Linked DNA regions of Homo sapiens: all the other regions are linked to region 3. Evidence: read pairs that join two places in POLR2A ChIA-PET (ENCODE). Cell type or tissue: MCF 10A. All regions are shown on one strand. Each heading gives the region's core, and the rest is flanking DNA. Links, peaks and the distances in the headings are about the cores only. Region 1 has its middle 44 kb from the start of FOXQ1. Region 2 overlaps LOC105374879 (a long non-coding RNA gene). Region 3 overlaps LINC01622 (long intergenic non-protein coding RNA 1622).

Region 1 (7,211 bases), core at 1,448-6,447, 180 kb after region 3:
GAGCCTCCTCGGTGGGGATCTTGAAGGAACACTGTCCACTTCAGTGCTCCACGACATGAGCAGCACAGCTGGCCTCAAGAAGGCTACACATACCGTCCACATGTTGGATCCAGCTGAATCGAACACGGCCAACCCTTTGAACTGCTTCAGCAAATAATATTTGACGCTTGGAATGCAGATAGCACTGTACATATTGTGTATGTTTCAAAGTGGCAGAGCACACCTTACTTAATCTGTCCTAACAACATACTGTAAGCACAGACCTTTTAACTCTTTGTGTTTAGAGTTAAGGATTCAAACTCTGAGAATTTGAAGGGGTCAAGATTGCTGGGCTAATTAGCAGACAGGTCAGGACTAGAATTGAGGTTTCTTTAACCCAAGACGTAAACTTTTCAGGGAGAGAATTAGGGAAAGAAAATGGAAGAACAATGGTGTTGGACCCAAATAGACTTGGATGCCAATCATGGCTTTCCTTGTTACCAAACAAAACAGATGGCCTAGGACTAGTTACCTAAGTGCTCTGAATTCTAGTCCCCTTAGCTGTAAAATGAAAGTATTTCCAACCATCAGGATGATGGTGAGAAATGGCACATGCAGCCTGCTTGACATGTGCTAGTTATTACCATAATGGCACCGAGTTTCTACTTAACGTCCTCACTGCACCACAGTGCCATCCGAAGGGCACCGGCAGGCGCAGTGTCTCACACCTGTAATCCCAGCACTTTGGAAGGCTGAGGTGATGGGATAGCTTGAGCCCAGGAGTTTGAGACCAGCCCAGGCAACATAATGAGACCTTATCTCTACCAAAAACATTTTTTAAAGTTAGCTTGGTGTGGTGGCATGTACCTGTAGTCCCAGCTACTCTGGAGGCTGAGGTGGGAGGATCACTTGAGCCCAGGAGTTCAAGGCTGAGGTAAGCCATGATCGTGATACTGCACTCTAGCCTGGGTGACAGAGATCCTGTCTCTAAAACAAAACACAAATACAAAGTGCACCCCACGAGTCACGTGTGAAAGGAAATGTTTTCCCAAGAGAGTCTCCTTTCATTGTTAAGCATTTTGGGGACCCTGCCTACTTTATCACCCCCTTTGAAATTAGCATCTTATGAGCTGCACCAGACTTCAGTCTCCAGGAAGGCAGGAACATACTGGTGTTTCTTATACAAAGCCTGCACACAGTCCACACCCAGTGAAAATTGCTGAATGAGCAATTATGAGGCGTTCTGCTCCAGGAAAGAAAAAAGAAAAACTAACTTTGTGGAACCAAATTTCCAAAACTTGCATCGCAGAGTCTGTCTTTCTCTGAATACCTGAAAGCTGCCTTAAAAATGCTGTTGTGGAGGGTCTGGTGTGTTCCAGCCACTCTCTGGGTAGGGGAAGTCTGTGGGGAGGGGGAGGGCGCTAGGTGGAACCCAACGGGTTTTCCATTCCAGCCATTCCCAATTTTATAAGCCCCCCCAACTCTGGGCTGACTTTTCTCATACCCAAGGATGTCACTGACTTCCTTTCTCTGTCCACCAATTCATTTAGAAAATGCAAATGCTAATTTCACTCTTAGTCTATAAGGAAAAAATAATAATTAGGAAGGTTAGTACAAGGCACATTTGCAATGTATTTCAAAAGTAAATTAGAACTTTCTCTTATAGGCATTAATGGATTAACTGAATCCTGGCTCCTACATGTTAGCCTGAGGTCAAGAGTTAAAACAACATTGAAATATCTTCCTAATCACAAAGAAATTCCAAATCAAGTCATTTCATTTGCACAGAAGTCTTGTAAATGTGATCTTTGCAGAGGGAAAGCACTCCATGGAATGAAGGGGAAGAAGGAGCAAGGGTACGGGTCCCAGTGGTCCCAGCCTGGACTCTTCCTAGCTGTTGAGCACAGCTGAAAGAACAGAGCAACACTCGAGGCCAAGGTGGAAAGAGCTTCCTTTCCTTGTAGGCCACTGACCTTACACTGGAACGAGCACCACCAGCAAACACCTGTGATGCCAATCGTCTTGCAGGTAGGAGAGATCCATCCAGGAGTGGGATGGACTCGACATAAGCTGCAGGTGTGATTCCTAAAGGACGTGCTACTCAAACACCATGGAGGCTCGGCAGCAAAAAGCTGGTGGCGGGGTTGCAAATTGCCAAGCACACCTGACACTCATGGCCCTACACGCTCATTCAACTGTTAAGATACGGAATAGAAATCTACCCCCTGGGCAACCCAAGTGTTCATTAACAGATACAAACAAACTGTGGTCCATCCACACAACAGAATATGATTCAGCCTTTAAAAGGAAGGAAACGCTGACATGGGTTACCACTGGATAAACCTTGAAGACATAGTGCTCAGTGAAATAAGCCAGTCACAAAAGGATGAGCGCTGTGTGATTCCTCTTATAGGAAGCACTAAAGTAGGCAAATCCATAGAGACAGAAAGTACAGTGGAGGCTGCCAGGGTCACGAGAGGAGGAGTTATTGTTCAATGGGTAGAGTTTCCATTCACAAGACTAAAAAGCCCAGAGACGGATGGTGGTGACGGTTTCCCACAGTGTGAATGTGCTTAACACCACTGGACTGTGTGCCTAAAATGATTAAATGGTTAATTTTATATTATATATATATTACCATAATTAAAAAGAATAGCATCAGTAGGGCCAGCACAATGGCTCACACTTGTAATCCCCGCACTTTGGGAGGTCAAGGCAGAAGGATTGCTTAAGCCCAGAGGTTAGAGACCAGCCTGGGCAACATGGCGAGGCCCTGTCTCTACAGAAAATCAGCTGGGCATGGTGGCATCTGCCTGTAGTACAAGCTACTCGGGAGGCTGAGATAGGAGGATCATCTAAGCCCAGGAAGTTGAGGCTACAGTGAGCCACTGCACTCCAACCTGGGCAACAAAGCAAGAAGACCCTGTCTCAAAGGAAAAAAAAAAATAGCACCAGCTATTTTTAAAAAATCCCCCATGGAAGTCAGGAACACTTTTATTCACTACTTCCTCAGCATCACAAAAGGTGTTTCTTCCCCATCCTGGTCTCCCAGCCAAGGATAAGCATTATAAATGCTGGTGCTTTGAGAGAAGTTGGGCTACTTCTAAAGTGGTGGTTTCTGTTTAAGCCTGGAATTTGCTCTCCCAGAGGATCAAGGACCATGTTGAGGCAGTCGGGCTGTGGAAAGCTCTGTGGCACCCCAGCACACTTTTGATTTCAACAGCATTGTCTCTAGCCGTCAAAGCATCCCTCTTTGGGCAGAAGTTTTCGATGACTGGCATTCTTTCACAATTCTTGCTCTATCAAATGTTTTTTAAAGCACCTCTGCCCATAAATGCAACACAAACAAGTTGCCCTGTGAGTCACAGGACGAGAGCACATGCTAAGTCCGCGTAATGATCTTTATGTAATTTGCCCCTTAGTCATTGTCTGGCCCATTAGGTAAACAGGCAGTGTGCATTTCTTTGAAAATAAGGGTCTCTATAAAAACTGCCATTGTGAATAGACTGAGCAATAAAGCGCCCCACAAGGTGTTTAACTGAAAGGAATGTTTTAGAGATAAAAGCAGGTTTGTTTTGAAGTCATTCAGGATAAAATATGAAACAGGATTTCCCCAAGTCCACCCTGGACATTGATTGTTTTTAAATTTCATAGGGAAAAAAAAATCACTGTGGCCTATCTGAGCCTTAGGGGCAAACGCTGAAGTCTCTCAGTGGATATCGACTTTGCACAGGAAAAAAGGCACTGAGACCCTGGAGGTGGAGCATGGAGCTCTGCCGCCTCGCTTCCTCTGTGAGCTCGGCCCTGGCATTCCTCACATCACTGCTGGCCCTTGAGTAACAGGCCCCACACTTTCATGAATATAATAGAAAGAAAGCAGAATTCGGTCTTAAATGTAGTTGAAAGCCACATCGAGGAAGATGTGGTGAAATACCCCAGGAGATGCATTGAGCTTCAGAACGTGCACTGTGTGCCGGGCCCTAGCTTTCCCCAGCCTCCTCCTGATGAACTCTGGTTTCCTCTCATCCTTCAAGGCTTAGCTGGGCCGGGCACGGTGGCTCATGCCTATAACCCCAGAGCTTTGGGAGGCCAAGGTGGGAGGATCGCTTGAGCCCAGAAGTTCGAGACTAGCCTGGGCAACATAGTGAAACCCTGTCTCTACAAAAAAAAAAAAAAAAAAATTAAAAATTAGCTGGGTGTGGTGGTGCACACCTATTGTCCCAGCTACTTGGGAAGCTGAGGCAAGAGGATCACTTGAGCCCAGGAGTTCAAGGCTGCAGTGAGCTATGATAATGCCACTGCACTTCAGCCTGGACAACAGAGCAAGACCATGTCTCTGGAAAAAAAAGAACAAAAGGCTGGGCTGGTTTAAAAGTGAGCTTCTCACCGAGCCCTTCCCAGAGGACTCTCCTCATCTGGGCCTTCCTTGGTCATGCTAATCACATTGCATTGTAACTGTTGGCTAATCGGCTTGCTCCACTGGAATTTGAAGTTCTTTGATAGAGGGAATGTCTTTCATCTCTGTATCCGCAGTCTGACGCCTGGTGCTATAGATGCTAAGTAAATAAACGGTGCTGGACTTGGACCTGAATCGATCCATCACCGAGTATGTGTTGAGTGTCTATCTACAGCCCTGCTATGGGAAATGAAGACATGCTTGTTTTCCCTAAAGAGCTTATAGCTTTGTTGGAGAAGCACTGCATAGGATACTATATCAGGCAAGAGAGGACACATTTGGATGACAGTTGCACACTATAGACAAATTTCTCAAGTAACCCAGAAGAGATGGGATGGGAGCTCTTTTCCTGAAGGTAGCTGTATGGAACACTGATGAGGATCTTGAGCATTTGGGAGCCCAAAAGAGGGACAGGCTTGGATTGAGAGGGAAAGTAATGGGGAAAGGAACTCCATGAACTGCAGGACATGGAATGCAGCATTGTGAGCCTAATTTTGAACATTTAGTCCTGTGTTAAAAGGCTTGCTAGTAAAAAGCTTGTTTACTTATTAGTAAAAGGTTTTACTAACTACATGAGCTTAGGTAAGCTGGGTGGAGGCTCCCTGCCTCCATTTCCTCTATAAAGTGGGACAATGATAGTAACAACCTCAATTTGTTTGTATGAGAATGAAATGGGACACTGCACAGGCACCCTTAGCATGCGCTGTGGACAGAGCTCTCTTCCTTACTAGCTGGTAGTATGCGCCAAGAGGGGATGAGCCCAGCCTATCTGTGGGAGAGTCATCAGGGCTTTTTGAGCATTGGTGCCCACCAAGAAGTGTGATGGGCCTGGATTATGAAGGGCTTCAAAAATTGGCAGATGAACTTCAACATGACGGGGAAGAAACAGGAAACCCTGGGAGGTATTCCCCTTGCCCCACTGAGGGTAGGGAGCTCAAGCCAGCATGGTCCAGGCTCTCCTCCCCTCATTCCTGACCAGGTTTAATGCGTTCCTACCTAGCTCACCAACATATCCAATGGGAGTTCCCACAAATTAAACGTTTTTCGCTAAGCCTGTGGTGCTTTGATTACTAAGTGGGGTTTTGTTTTGTTTCCATTAACAAAGAGTGACTCAAATAGCCTAAAATAATAAAATCTTTTCTCATCTCTGACTTTGACTCCTTAACCTCAGCACAAATCACAAGACCCTTCTCAATTTTCTCATCTTCAACATATAAATGATGCCAGCGCCTCCCAGGGCATTAGAAGGATTAGCATCTGTCAAAAATACTGGAAACCTTGGGACCTATGGCCCGAGAAGAGCTTTAGCAAGTATTTTATTTTTAAAAAAGAGCCTAAACAGGCTGACTCCCTCTGCATCTTGCTACTTCTGAGGTCTATGCAGTTCTGCACTTTTCTCTTTTCTATTGTTATGTATTTGATTATCCCTTACAGAGTGGGGTGGTTTTCCTGCTAAACACCATCGTGTATGCAGTTATTTTCCTCCCCTCAGCTCCCCACAGTATTCCTCTGCTGTTCCAAATGTCCATGATTCTTTCAAATCATGGAAACTAAGATCCTGTCTGTCACTAGCTCTCAAAAAGTTTTAATTTCTACCTGCATGGGTGGTAGTCTGCAACCAGCTCCTGTGGGCTCAGGAGAGCCAACTGTTACATTTTCAAGAATCTGTGCACTGGTTGTGGACAGTCACTTGAGATCACCCGTGCATGCATGGGAACATTTACACCATGAAAAATGTCACATGCTACAAATCAGGGCCTGGTTTGTTGTTTTGTCAATTGTCTAGACATAAGATAGTGATAAAGTGTTAATAGATTAAGCTATTAAAATAATAGATTGGAGACTGAATTTTAAAATGTATCTTGTCTGGGGACATCACATTGTGAATAGCACAAAATAGCTAAGGAGATATTCCTCCAGAATTTGAAAGCCACTGTTGAATTCTGCAAAGAGGCTGTTCATATCGTGTCTTCATTGTTTCACCTTCATCTCACTTGCTAACTGAAGAACACTTGAACATGCACTGACTTCCTGAGGGCCACCAGGCATTTAGGGAGATGCCCAGTGAGAGGAAGGCAGCCTTGTGTCCCTTATAATGAGACCCTTCTCTGAAATTATTAAATAATCTACCTTGCAGTAAAAACTGCTGATTCTTCGTGGAGGTCTCTTCAAATACAATGATCTGTGAAAATTCTGCCTACAGAATTTTAAGAAAAACCAAGAGTACCAATTAACTAAAAAATTTATATAAAATTAATGATGAAAACAATGACCATTAACAAACATTAATAAACAAAATATCAACCAACATTCACACGGGAACCACGTGCTGGGAGACATTTGGTGACCATTTACCAGCACGCCACTGCATCTGTTGCCTTTGGGTCCTAGGGCAGAATTCCTTGGGGAAGGATGGCATTGTTCATTTCACTCCTGTGGGGCCGGCCCTCCTCAGCATGCATGCCCAGAGCTGACCCTTCCCCTGGCCACAGACCCAACCTCTAGGCATAAGATTAAACCTGGCATTTCAAGAAGCAAATGGGGCCCCTGAAGATCTCTTGTGGGTACCATCAACTGCTGCCTTCTCTGCTCACAGGCTTTGGAATTTGAGAATTTCCCAACAGTGAGATGCCTCTGAAATTATGAAATGAATAGGAATACATCTTAAGCAAGTAATATATAAATAATGGGAAGGAAAACATTCCCTCAGGCTGGGCATTATCAAATATTTAAGACAAACTTTAACGACAGTCAACTTGGCCTCATTTTTCTATGT
Region 2 (7,211 bases), core at 1,530-6,529, 200 kb after region 3:
TTTTCACCTGCTGAGTGACTCATGCTGACTCTCTTAGAACAGAAAAAGCTGCCCATGCATTAGGGGACATTTATATTCCTTGTCACACTGCATTTTGTTATACCATGGGGGGATGACAAGAATAGAACACAGCACATTTTGCAGCTGAATAAGCAAACTGTCCAATCCCAATCATTTGTGCTCTTATTTCTCATGGACTATTTATGACTTTTGTTCTGCATCATTAAACATTAACCAAAACTCAACTTATCTTCCGGCCCACAAAAGATCCAGAACGCTTTATCAGTGACCAGTCTCCCCATTGAGGCCATAAAAACCTTCCTCTCTCAGACACTTTGCCTCAAATGACAAGCCTCTTGTAGTGATCTAGAATCTTCTTTTATTCAGCGCACTGACTCTATCTGTCTACTTTTTCTTTCCTGTTGACTGTTCCCAAAGCAGACCAGAAGAGAGGCAGTATTCTGGGAAGGCACAGGTAGACAGACCCTTCGCTTACCCTCACGGCTGTTACACAACTATTCCCAAGTTGTCCTTCTCTGACTATGGTGTGCTAACTTTTTAATTCATGTATAATTCTGGTGGCTGGTCCTTTATATAAACTGGGAGTTGATAGTTTTGCAAATGCCCTTTGGTATTAATTGACTATTTACTATGTGTTCCAAACTATTCCTTAGAAGACATGGAAGAAAACTACAAAGGATCCTTCTCGCAAGTCCCCAGACAATAGCCAGGTGGGTTTCTTTATGATTTTATGAAAAGCACATTATTTTTAGTTTAAAATATGGATTTTTGCTGTATACTGGACTGGAAATCAGGGCCAGAAATTATAAATCTGTTTAAATGTAAATTAACAGGTAATAATAGTAATGGTCTGTACAACCATCATTGTACCTTATTCACCCATTGCAAGAGAAAATACAGCTGTAGGTGAACAGTTTGACAGTTGTGTTGAAACAGCCCAGATTTACTGTAAGTTTTCCATGAGCAAAACTACAATGTTTATATCAAGCTGTAGTCTTTCTGAAAGTAGATATCCAAGCAGTCCAGTAACATGAAGAGACAGAGTTTAATTTCAACTCTACCAGTTTAGTCAAGCAACTTAAACTGCTTTCTTTCTGAATGCTCTCATAGCAGCAATGGGTTAGTAATGCTCACGTGTGGGGCTGCCTAAGGCATGAAGTAGGCCAGCATCTCTGGGGATGCCTAGCACAGTGCTCAACAGGTAGAGCCTTCTCTATAAATATTGATGAACTCTGAGCCCAGACCTATAGTTTCATATGAATAAATAGGTACTGAGAAAATGCAACATTCATGGTTAGCCACATGCTCTAAAAATTTAAAAATCTAAATTAAGAAATACATCCTGACACTGAATGCAGGTTAATTAATGTAGCTCATGGATAGAATTTCAAAATGAAGGTAGCAGCCAATAATAATGATAGTAATGACAATAAATATTATTCAGCACCACTATGCATCAAATATTGTGCCGGACATTTAATCCTCACAGTGACTTTATGGGAAGGTATTATCACCCCCATTTTACAGATATGGATGCAGATCTAGAACAAGTGGTGGCTGCAACAAGAGATGAGGGAAAAGCTGGGGCCCTTAGGTCTAGGAGGCAGTGAGACCCAGCTCAGCCCCAGGTAGGCTTCCTGTAAGTGGCCCTTCCCCCAGTGCAAGTGCAGCTGAGTCCTTCCTTCCTCTAATCAGGCGTCAGCATATTATAAATGGCATGAGAGAAGAGGAAAACTTGCAAGGTATTTAGGAAAGAGTACGGAACTGAAGAGGGCCAATTGCGTGAAGCCAAAAGCAAACAGATAGATGCACTCAATAATCTGGAGAAGTGAGTTGGCAAGGAAGCATTTCTCCTTGTGAATTCATTTACTGGCACCATTTTCTCTAAATTTTGGCCTTTAGGATTCTCCAGGTCAACACCCTCTTCCAGGCTTCAAGCAAGTCATTGGCTTCAGCATCTGTGAAACCCAAGGAATGTTATGTAATTGTCTCATTCTCGTGCATATGTATGTTCTTCTAAGGAGAAGGCTCCCAGTGTTCATCAGATTCCAAAGTAATCTATGAGCTGAAAAGGGTAGAAGCCCTGCTCCAGACTGCCTCCGCTGAGAGCCAGGCATTGCTCTGCAGGGATGAAGCTCCACTTGGATCCTGCCCATGGCCAGCTGAAGCCCCTTCTGCCTCTTGGAAGTCCTGGAGCCACTTATTTTAAGAACATGGCCTGTAGTGTGGATCTTCAACTGCTGATTGCAATGGATTCAACGTCCCTTGACCGGGCAGTGTGCCAGGGAAGCTGCATTTCCTCCGCAAAGGCTGGCAGAAAAACTTAGGCCCCAACTTAACAGAAAACACGAAGGAGCCAGAGTCAGCTTTCCTTTTACAGTCAGAGGCTCCCCACACTGGTGGTGAATCCTCAGCACAGGCGAAAAACAGGAAGGGATAAAAATGAAGGAAGTCTCTTGGCCAGTGGTCTTGAAGTGTTCCTTCCACACGGGTCCACTTCAGCCTGCCTGTGGGCATCCTCTCCTTTCTGCAGTGGTTACTTGCAGTGCATCTCAGCCTTTCTACTGGAGTTCCATTCTCCACTTAGGGCCAAGCAGCCTGTCTAACCCACGGTGCACACAGGAATGCAAAATATCCCCTGCTGTGTGCTGATGCCTCATGCAGCAGGAAGCAGTCCCAAGGTGTCCTGAAATTAACTTACCAAGTCGCATGCAGCATTTCCTTCCTTTTATTTTCGTTTGGAAAGAGACTGGAATGGAATGGAATAGACAGACTAGACTAGAACATATCTGAGTCATTGTGTGGTAATGACTTCTTGAAACTTTTGTTTCAGTGTGTGTGGTGGGGTAAGGGGGGATCACAATTTAAAATGTTGCCTCTCAGTCAGAAAACAACTTGGAAGGATGAATCTCAGGCCATCCACGGAGCTTGCACATGATGTCCAGGGCCTTCTGAAGGGCTGTGAAGTTGCAGGGTAAACAACAACAAAAGCAGCGGGACAGAGGGCCTTGATTCAGGTCCAGGAGGTGCTGGGTCCTCAGTCAAGTCCCACCGTCCCTTTGAGCCTTTCTTCTCATCTGTAAAATGAGGATAATCAGTCTCACTTCGCCTGCCTTGAAGGGTTGTTGTGCGGCTCAAACGGAACAGTGTTTGCTAAATGTGGTGCACATCATAGGACAAGGCTTATGTAAGGCATTTTGGAATTTTTATTTATAGTGGGAAGTTCAAACCAGGAAAAGAAGAGATGGATAATAGCGTTGTTCAGGGTAGGTTGCACAGGGTGCTATGGTTTGAATGTGTCCCCCAGAAATCATGAGTTGGAAACTTAACCCACAATGCAATGGTGGTGGGAGGTCGGGCCTAATGGGAGGAGTTGCATCACGACAGCTCCACCCTCATGAATGGATCCATGCCATTATAAAAAAGCCAGACCCTGCGAGTTCACCCTCTTGCTCTCTCTCACCTTCTCTTTGCCATTTTGCCGTGGAATGAAGCAGCAAGAAGGCCCTCGTCAGATGCCAGCCCCTCAGTCTTGGACTTCTCAGCCTCCAAAACTGTGAGAAGTAAATTTCCTTTCTTTATAAATTACTTAGTCTGTGTATTCTGTTATAGCAACACAAAACAGATTAAGACAGAGAGTGTCAAAGATCCCTCAAGTCACCCCACGTGGCAGTCTCGGCAGTCTCCCAGTTCTCCTGCATGTCCAGCCAGATGAGACTATCCAGGTAATGCCTCAGGAATCCTCCTACCGCAGTGATTCTAAGCAACACAAGCAAAGGAAGTTTCAAGTTTGTTTTGTTTTTAAGTGTTCTTGACCCTAGGGCTGGTATTTGATAGCACCTGAATGTCTAGGGCTGACCAGTTCTTTCTGGCTCACTCCACCCCTGCAGAGCCGTAGGAAACCCATGCAACTTCCTCATTGCCCATGAGGCAAGGCAAGTGGTAGCGCACGCCTCTTATGGAGTGAACACTACTGTTCTTTCTACTTCATGGGAAGGTCTTGCAAAACATTGGTTCTGTCTTCTTGCATGAATCATAGACTAAAGAATGAAGAAACACTTCTGAGTAACAAACAAGGAAGAAAGAAAAGGAAGCAAGCTGTGGTGATGCGTTCTTGGAACATAACTCCAAGTCAGTTCATAGGAGCGAAATCAACGTGTAGATCTTTGTGTAAGGTTTTGCTGCTAAAGGACAAAAAAAAAAAAACTTTCCTTTTCCTTTTTTTTCTGAGTAAAAAGATAACAGACACTCATAAAAATCAAATAACGAAATTAGATCCCAAGAAGAGGACAATGTAAGCAATTTAAAGCACATTTTCCCAAACTTGTGTCTTTTACTAAACTAAAAGATTGATACACATACATGGGCACAGTATAGATGTCATTTTCCACTCCATGTTTTCTTACCCATCCACATGACGGAGAGCTTTATCCATGATGGTGGATGAAAATCTAGAACACTGCTATTAGTAGTAGCATTCTGTCATAAAAATGAAGCAGGACTTATTAGTCAATCTCACTGAAGGATGTTTAAGTTGCTTCTGAATTTTTGTTTCTATAAAAAAAAATGCCAGGATAAACATTCTTATATATTCATTATTGTGCATTTGTTCAGTTATCTCCCAGGAATAAGTTTCTGAGAGAAGAATGACTGGGTCAAAAACTATCAGAATGTTCAACGTTAATGTATATTGCCAAATTGCCCTGCAGAAATGGGGCATCAGGTCCTACCATCCCAGAATTGCACAAGAGAACCCATCTCTCCACATCTAACCAACAGTGGTTACTGTCAATCTTTTCACCTGTTTTCCAATCTGATAAGTAACAAATAATATGTATTTGTTGTTTTAATTGCATTTCTTTGATTTCAGTGAGATGTTAAATTACTAATTGTTATCAATGCAAATATACTACTAGCAGTGACAATTGCTAATCTGCACTGAAAAATTTCTCTGCACCAGGCACTTTACTAAGCCCTTTACAGAATTATTTTCTTTTATCCTCACAATAACCCCTCAAGGCAGGGAAAATAAGTATCCCTATTTTACAGATAAAAACAAAGGCTTAGAGAGGTTACTTTGCTGAAGGTCATGGAGCTAGTAAATAGTGAATCCAGAACTCAGTCCAGGTAGATCTACCCCCAAAGCCCACACTGGGTAGCAAGCATTATCCTTCCATTTATTTCCATACACACACTCACTAATTCTGTGTTTCCTCTACGTATGTTTCCACAGGCGAGTTTTATGTCTTTATGACCTTTGCTCATTTTTTTTCAATTGGAGTGCTTATGTTTTTCTTATTAATTAGCAATAACTTTTGGCTATTAAGAATATTAATTGCCATTTTTAAATCTACTTTTTTCTCTATGAAATGTAATTATATACAATTTACAACTTTCACTTCTGTTTGTGATTAGTGCAATGATGTGAGTAATGACTTCAATAAGCCCTGAAGCCTGATGTCGTACTCCTCAGGTATAGGTGAGCGCAAGAAGCTTAGCCAAGCAGATGGGGTTAGATTTTGCTGGTAGCGCAGCCATGGACATTAAGAGGGTTGGATAAAAGTGCACACAGCAACAGGAATGGGGGATGAAGTGACAGAGAAAGCTAGCAGACAGGGTCGCACAGTTGCAATTTCCCCTTCGTGAGCCTCTATAGGAAAGGGGTCTCTTTTTCAGTTTTTCTCACCTTGCGGGACTTTTTCTGACACTTTCCCTTACTTCTGCCACCATATCCCAAGAACAGGAGTTTTGTCACACAGTACAGTTTTAGGGCTTCAAAATCTCTTCTTTTCATTCCAAAATTTGAATTAATCCTTTATCAAAGCAAAGATTAAGCTTTGACCACAGACCATCTTCCCTAAAGCAGGACAGGTGCCAAGGGGGACATGGGGGATTGGGGCCCAGCTTGGGTCCCACCAGGCACTGACTGGCAGTGTGACCATAAGGAAGTTGTTTTTCCATCCCCTGGCATTGGTTTTCTCACTAGTAGAATGGGGATGATACAGCCATGTCACAGATGGCTTTGAAATTATATAAGAAAACGTTTACCAAGCACCAATGCCTGTGTGACCCTGAGTGTTTAGAAGCTGGGCCTCTGCCGCCACCGGTGTCTTTAGAGATGGGGACATCCAAGTCCTCTAGGGCTTTCACTGGAGAAATGCGAAACACTGCTAGGACTCAGCTACCCTGCTACTAAACTAGCACTTCAGTTGACGTTTCTCCAAGATTGTCCCAAGAGACACTTCCAGAGCTAAACGGCAGGACAGCAAGACATTTCCTCGCTCCAGTTGCCCTCTTCTCCTCTGTGTGGGCACCAAAGCCCTTCACCTGCTGCCTCATCCTAGAATCCACAATTCCTTGCCTCAGTGACTATTGTTGAAATATCTGTCGTCCCCAAACCCTCTATCTTTGGCTTGGATTACACAGGATATAGTTATACTACAGAGTTATAGTATAAATGAAGCAATACCAGGATTCATTCAGAGAAGATTCCCCAGAACATCAGAACTCATTGGAAGTAATAGATGAGAAAGGCAATCCTCCTAATTTCCTACAAAGACCAAAACAATCCCTCCTTTGCTGATGCCGGCTAGTTAGTTCCCAGCCATCCCTCTCCACCCCCAGCACGCCCCTCCTTTGGCCTTGGGGTGGGTTTATTGTCATAGCACCCTTCGTTTGCAGAGCAATGTAGATGTAGAGGAAATGGAGTTATGTGCATGGAGCCCCACTCTTTGCCAAGCACTGTAAACACACCTCATCCTCACAGCAGCCCAATGAGATCCCTATCATCACCTACTTAACAAAAAAGGAAGCCAAGATCCAGAAGTCTGAACAGTTCCCAAAGCCACATAACTGGCCAATGACCAAAGTGCAACTCCTACCCAGCTGCATGTGCCTCCAACGCCCCTCGTCGCCCCGCCATGCACTCATCCTTACAAAGCACTTTCACATGTGTTTTCTTCTTAGTCTGCCCCCAAATCCTTCAAAGTAGCACAGCTCCCTTCCCACTGTCTCCATTTATTGATGTGGGGCTGAAAGAAGCTGCAGAATGGATTCTTATCCTCACTGAGTGGCATGTGGTGCCTCTGGAGCCAGGACCCCAGGCATGGGCCTGCACCCCACCCAGGTAGCCTCCTACAGCCAGGCCTGGGATGGAGAGCAGCCACCTGAGAGCTCCAAAGTCCTCCACT
Region 3 (7,211 bases), core at 1,325-6,324:
TACTAGGGTTGAAAGAAAATAGAATTGCCTATTTTCTTATTGTTTAGTGCCTTAAAAATTCTTAATAATGATGTTTTACCATAATGTTAAGCTTGTTATGAATATAGCTTCCCAGCTCTTCTGAATCTGCATAGTTCACCTCCACGTGCTGCAGGGCCATTGACGAGAATTCCCGGGGGAGACTTTTGTCCACTCCCAGTCCAGAAAAGGCAGAAAGGCCCAGTGTTACCATAGCTGTTTGATGGGAGGCGTTTCCTTTATGCTGCTCGCTCACTGAGACAGCAATCCCTAATGGCCCTGGTGAGAGGCAGGATTCAAGCACGGTTCTCAGCGCCCACCTCGCTTACGCTGAGCGGCTGCAAGCCCAAGCTCTACGTCCCTGGGATGCCACCCACCCACCCCCAGCCTGCCTCAGCCTATGGGCTCCTTTTTCTATTCTGATCCCGGAAGCAGCCCATACTTTTTTGCAAGCTCAGCTCCACATTTAAAAAGATGTTTGCTTCCGTCTCCCATGCTTTGTCCTGGACATGCAGTGAGTGAGAGTGAAGCTTGCGTCTTCTCTGTAGACCCAGCCATGTTGCTTCCTTCCTTTTCTCAGCTTATTTTCTCCATGGAGCTGGCCCCAAGGTGCCATGAGCCTGAGACTTAGGAGAAAGTAAAAGGCACCACTGAAGACTAAATCTAGGCTACGTGCTGCAGCTGAGATTGGAACCTGTGCTTAGATGTGAACTTCCACATGGGTGCTTCCTTGAAGAGTTGAGCACTCATTCAGACCTTTATAAATTGCCAGATCCATTGAGTTTACCAGCCTCTCTGAGATCACAGGCTCAGGAATCAGATGACTGGGTTTCAAATCCTACCACTTACTAGCTAACTTGTCTGTGTCTTCAACTTCCTCATCTCTAACTAAACATAGTAATTCCTAACTTATACATTTGCTGCAAGGATGGGGCTCAATGGGCACTGGGATAGATTCTACAACACCACATAGTGCAAACTAAGGAATGGCATTTACTGGGGAAATTTAGAAACTAGGAGTCAGGCCCCAAAGGCATAGGGGTCTCCATCTTCTCATAATCCTATGGAAAACTGAACCAATGCAAAGACAAAGCTCTTTGCCATGCAGTGGGCTGCAGTCCTGACCTGAGTGTCCTATCTCCTCGAAGGATGAACACGAACACCACTTTCCAGTAAGGAGACAGGGGGACCACTCGATTGCCAGGCCGTCGGGGTCTAGATGCCAGCAGAGCTGAGAAGGCATCTGAGGAAGGCCAGCTGCCTGGCACCCAGGGAACATGGGTCCTGGGGAGAGGGGCAGCTCTCCTCTTGGGGAATGTTTGCGGCTGGTCCTGTGGGAAACTGAGTTTAGGTGCACATCCTCCTTCGAGGAGGCGGGGAAACTCCAGTTCCAGCCAGCTCATTTCCTAGATCATGTAGACTGAGATCTCAGGATCATTTTTTGAATAGTTCTGCTTGTTGGCCCATGGAGAATTAAGCAAAATAAAGCACATAAAGTAGTTAGTATAGTATCTAACAAGTGCTCACTATATATTAACTGTTATTGTTTTAAAAGGATGTTTGCTAACATTTTCCTAGCGCTTAGAGATATCTGGATTTGGAGAGGTTTCAGATTACTTATCCACAGCATTTCTGGAACCAGAGGGCTTTCCTGAGAAGCGTTTGTAAAAGCAGGAACAACTTAACTTTTCTTACCTTCAGTCTCTCTCTTCTAAGTTTAGTCAAAGCTAGACTCAGGATCAACCCTCCACATCCAAATGTCCTAGGTCATTTGGGACCTGGTTAAAGGGGGCTTCAAATCACCTTGTCCACACTTGCTGTGGCAGGCAGAGTTTAGCAGCTTGAGGAAGCTGAGGCCTGAAGTATTTTGGTTTATCAGGTAACTCTGAACCTTGAAAACGCCAAACATGCAGATTGCCTGTGTGCATTTCATACTCCCCTGCAAAGCAGCTCCTCGCTTCACAGGAAGAGGCGGAACTTAAATCCAAATACAGTTACAGTGTTTATATCCTGGGCTGCACTAGTTAAAAAGAACCTAAGATTTATGGCTCTTTTAGATCACAGAACCAAATCCCAATACCTCCTGTCAGATCTTCTCTCCTTCCAGAAGCAAGTATTTGGGGATTATAAAAAGTGATGTTATGGATGATGTCTCTTAAAATATCAGATCGACTTGATGGCAGGACCTGCTGTTCAAATTTCTTTAGAGACACCTCCTCGCTGCCCCGCCCTTGCCTCTCTCCCGACGAGTGCCAGCCCATGCGCACACACGCACAGGTGTGTGCCCAACCATGTGACTTCCCTGCTACCTCCAGACTAAGCGGGCATTTCCTTTACATGTGCTGTTTTCTCTGCTATTGTCTCCTTCCATCATCCTTTTATTTTAACATATGTTTACTAAATGCCATTGTTCTAGAAACATTGAGGCATATAAAAGTGAATAAAACCAGCAAATAAATTCCCATCCTCGGCCAAGCGCGGTGGCTCATGCCTGTAATCCCAGCACTTTGGGAAGCCGAGGCAGGCGGACCACCTGAGATAGGGAGCTCACGACCAACCTGGCTAACATGGCAAAACCCCGTTTCTACTAAAAATACCAAAAATTAGCCGTGTGTGGTGGTGGGCACCTGTAATCCCAGTTACTCAGGAGGCTGAGACAGGAGAATCTCTTGAACCCAGGAGGCGGAGGTTGCCGTGAGCTGAGATTGTGCCACTGCACTCCAGCCTGGGAGACAGAGGGAGACTCCGTCTCAAAAAAAAAAAAAAAAATCCCCATCCCTAAGGACCCTATATTCCAGTGGCTAGTCATCATTACTGCTACCGTCCATTGAGTATCTGCTGTATACCAGGCTCGGTTCTAGCTGCTTTACCTATACATTATTTCTAATTTGCATAACTTCTCTGAAAGTTGAATTATCAGCCCATCTAACAGATGAAGAAGTTGAGTCTCACAAAAATTAATAAAGCCCCAAAAGTGATTCAAAGCTACATTCCAAAGTCTTTGCTCCTTTCCTGCCAAGGTGGAAATCTTTCACCTGAACCAAACAAGTGTCTTGCTGACCTGTGAAACCCTTACCCTCCCTCCTCCACCCCTGTACCTCCCACATATCTGCACTGCAGTTCTGAGCTTCTCACCATGGTAACCTGTGGACACACCAGTCCCTCTCTGAGCTACTGAAGGTACAGACCATATTCTACTCATCGTGGTTTCATCAGTGTTTGGCACAGTACAAGATCAAATTAAAATAAGCAGATCCTGAATTGCTAAATGAATGTTCCTTATATAGTGCTTACTCAGCTTTTAGATTTATTGCCATCTCTACTTCTGTACCATCTGCAGGGACGCCGCCCGTTGAGGTGGTAGAGATTGGCTTAAGGTTGTACAAACAGAGATTGGAAACTTCTTTCCCTGACTTGTTCTCATTTTACTGTCATATTTGCCAATAAGCACTTAAAATGCCAACTCACACAGCTGGGTGGAATATCTTAAGGAAAGTAAATGAGACAGTGTATACATGTAAGATGATATACAATAAAAGATGATACGGAGTAATGTGAAAACAAAAGATAGTATTATTACTGTTGTTTAAGCAAGCCTCAGGCCTTTTAGCTAGCAAAGCTTCATCCAGTAACTGCTCACTTTGTCTTAAGCACTGTAGTTTTATTCTGAATGAAAAATATATTTACATACCTCCTCTTAAAATCATAGTTCAAGTTTAATTCTCAAGATCAAGATTTATTCTGCTTAATAAAACTCATTTCTAATTTTTTTCTAACCTAATAACTGGTGTTCTAAATGCTAATCTTCTTAGAATGCACTTCTCCTCAAATCCAATGTGTCGCCTCTCCCAGTGAATCACTGGCTTAGAAATAATGATGGCAAACCTATATTACATGCTTAATAGGTGCCAGGCACCCTTGTAAATACTTTTCAAGTGCTATCCTCTTTGAATTCCAAATTCGTAATTTAGGCACTATTATTATTCCCATTTCAAAGATTAGGAAATAAATGACAAGAGGCATAAGATGCCTAAGAGGCCACACATCCGCTAAGTGACAGGGACTCGATCTGAACCCAGGAAAGCTCATTCTGGAGCCCACATTTTTATTTTTGAATGACTTTAGTTTCTTTTCAACATAGGTAACACATCACCTGGTTTAAAAAAAAATTCTAGAAGGCATGCTGTAAGGAGTCTTGCTTCTACTCTGGTCCTGCCTGTTTTCTCTTTGCCCACTCCTGACCCCAACTCTAATACGCAGTTGACAACTTTTAGTAGTTTCTGGAATATACCTTTGGAGATTTTAATGAAAATGCAAGCACATGCAAATATATGCTTTTTGTTTCTTCTACCTTCCTTCCACAAAATGTAGTATGCTCTACACACCTTTTTTTCTCTGTTATTTATATATCTCATAGCTCTTTCCATAGCAGGATACAAATCCTTCTCATTCTTTTATGCTGCATATTCTGTCACATGACTGTGTCATGATTTAACCAGTTCAGGATTGATGGACACTTTCAGTTCTTGTCTATTCACACAGTACAGTCATGAATGATCTTGATGTTCATCTTTTCCTATGTGTAAGTGTATCTGTTGGGTAAATTTCCAGAGGTGGTACTTCCAGGTTGAAAGATTCTTGATTTTTCAGCTTTTATGATTTCGTAACATTCCTGGATTTCCCTTCAATTAGCACATTTTCCTGCAGATTGTGTAAACATCTATTTATTCTTATGGCCTCATCTGCAGAATGTGCTGTCACACTTTGAATTTTTGCCCATTTTATAGGTGATAAAAGATATTCTCATTGAATTCACATTTATCTTATTATGGATGAGGTTGAACACCTTCTCATACATTTAGGGCTTGTTTATTATATTTTATAAATAAGCTATTCTACCCTTTGACAATTTTTCAATTGGTTTGTTGGTTTTTTACTTAGTGAAACTAGAGATATTCTTTTAACTATTTTGCAGTAGTGATTCCCAAGAAAGAGTGAAGACATTAATAAAGGAAATTGCCATAAACACAATAGGTTATCAAAATTGTTTTAGGTACAAGTTAAAAGACTTCTCTGGTTACTTTTGACTTTAAACTCTATCATATGAAATAATGTATATCAAAAGTTCTACAAACTCTAGTCTGTTAGTTATTCATTATTATTATTTTTTTTATTTTTATTTTTTTGAGATGGAGTCTCCCTCTGTCACCCAGGCTGGAGTCCAGTGGCTCGATCTCAGCTCACTGCAAGCACTGCCTCCCAGGTTCACGCCGTTCTCCTGCCTCAGACTCCCGAGTAGCTGGGACTACAGGCGCCCGCCACCACGCCCGGCTAATTTTTTGTATTTTTAGTAGAGACGGGGTTTCACCGTTTTAGCCAGGATGGTCTCGATCTCCTGACCTCGTGATCCGCCCACCTCGGCCTCCCAAAGTGCTGGGATTACAGGCGTGAGCCACCGCGCCCAGCTGGTTATTCATTATTATAATAGACAAAACATTTAGAGATGATAATGTAAAACTCTAAATAGCTAAGATTCAGACCCCAAGAATTTCACTAACAACAGGTCATTGATCTACTCTAAGAACCTTTCATCTGTACTCAACTGATCAGTGACCTTTTCAATAATGAGAAAATAAAAAAAATTAAAAGCCTTTTCTTCTGTCATATTTCCTGAAGTGTGTGACAATTAGTTTTAGTCTAGATCTCTCAAATACGATGCCATTTTTCTTTTTTAAAGCACTCACAGGACTCATTAACAATCAACAGATCATCTCCTTAGAAACATAGGCTCAGGAGTTACCCATAGAAACCATCCTAACCCTTTAGAGTATTTCTATCTGCAACACCCAGATTTTAGGCAACTGGTTGTCTTGGACTGTAAGTGCTCAAATCTGTACAAAACATTTTTAATTTCCACTCCTTAGTGTATCTTTTTTTTTTGAGATGGAGTCTCGCTCTGTTGCCCAGGTTGGAGTGCAGTGGCATGGTTGTGGCTCACCTCAACCTCCGCCTCCCGGGTTCAACCAATTCTCCTGCCACAACCTCCAGAGTAGCTGGGATTACAGGAACCTGCCATCACGCCCGGCTAATTTTTCGTATTTTTAGTAGAGATGGTGTTTCACCATGTTGGCCAGACTGGTCTCAAACTCCTGACCTTGTGATCCGCCCGCCTCGGCCTCCCAAAGTGCTGGGATTACAGGTATGAGCCACTGTGCCCGGCCAGGTATATCTTTACAATGTGTAAGTTTCTAACCTTTCCCCTTTTCCCTGGTCTGGGGAAAGGTAGAGGCTGGTTCCAGAGCTGATCCCAGGGCCTTTGTGAGCTCAGATATGCAGTAATGGCATAGGACCATCTGCCAGGTCAAGGTGTTTGCTGCCTCTGTGGTTATTTGGTTATAAAGAGCCAGCAAAGCCAGGAGACCTCTCTGAAAAAGATACACATAGAGCCTAATATGTGAAGTCGTTTATATTTTGTATGAATAAACATACTTAATACACATTTACACATACATACTAAACGCAGTATGAACCAAATGCTTACAGGAGACAGGGCATGTGTATGGGCATAAGACTTTGGAGAGAAACTCTGAAGTCCACAGAACCCTCCCATGGGTCAAGATCAAATGCCTACCAGATGCTCAGAGCCTCCAGTAAATCCAGTCAGAGCTGGATTTGAGTAGAAGATTCCCTTTTATGCACAACTGCTGACATAAGTGGCGTGACACTTCCTTATTTATGTCTGGAGTTTACTGCCCTTTGAGTTTATTGCCTAATACAGCATGGCCACAGAATGTCTTTTTCAACGCAAAGGCCTATAATTCTATTACAAGAACACCTTGGGGATATTGTGGGTTCAGTTCTAGACCATCACAATAAAGCAAATATTGCAATAAAGCAAGTCACACAAATTTTGGTGTTTCCCAGTGCATATAAGAGTTATGTTTATGCTATACTGTAGTCCTTTAAGTGTGTAATAGCATTATGTTTAAAAACACAATAGTGTGAAAAAACCCGCAATATCTGCAAAGCACAATAAAGCGAACTGCAGTAAAATAAGGTATGCCTGTATATTTTTTAAATGCACTTGAGCCTTTCTAACCCCTTTGAGAATTAAGAAGCAGTTTGCACACCCTCTGCAATCTAAAATGGATCCCACATCTATGCACACACATGCAGGACTAGGTTCATGTATT

Evidence for each region. ChIA-PET counts read pairs that join two places held together with the same protein. Peaks named below come from ENCODE experiments on the same cell type or tissue, not always from the same donor. Only the 100,000 strongest peaks of a DNase experiment are listed, where the experiment ranks them.
Region 1: POLR2A ChIA-PET joins it to region 3 with 12 read pairs; 2 of 35 experiments call an interaction of 5 or more read pairs at or near these places.
Region 2: POLR2A ChIA-PET joins it to region 3 with 11 read pairs; 2 of 35 experiments call an interaction of 5 or more read pairs at or near these places.

Annotation. Positions count from the first base shown.
Region 1 is chr6:1,264,042-1,271,252 of GRCh38, forward strand. No RefSeq gene overlaps it. Among named protein-coding and RNA genes, the nearest start is that of FOXQ1, 44 kb to the right of the region's middle. In MCF 10A, for the core only: no CTCF peak of the experiment used is centred there; a DNase peak (open chromatin) is centred at 3,330.
Region 2 is chr6:1,283,454-1,290,664 of GRCh38, forward strand. LOC105374879 (a long non-coding RNA gene) reads right to left here. Exons shown (of 2, transcript XR_001743918.2): 1 at 3,485-7,211; 2 at 1,483-3,098. Among named protein-coding and RNA genes, the nearest start is that of FOXQ1, 25 kb to the right of the region's middle. RefSeq lists an enhancer at 3,104-4,303. In MCF 10A, for the core only: no CTCF peak of the experiment used is centred there; a DNase peak (open chromatin) is centred at 3,958.
Region 3 is chr6:1,085,367-1,092,577 of GRCh38, forward strand. All of the region lies in intron 1 of LINC01622 (long intergenic non-protein coding RNA 1622), which reads right to left. Among named protein-coding and RNA genes, the nearest start is that of LINC01622, 12 kb to the right of the region's middle. In MCF 10A, for the core only: no CTCF peak of the experiment used is centred there; no DNase peak of the experiment used is centred there.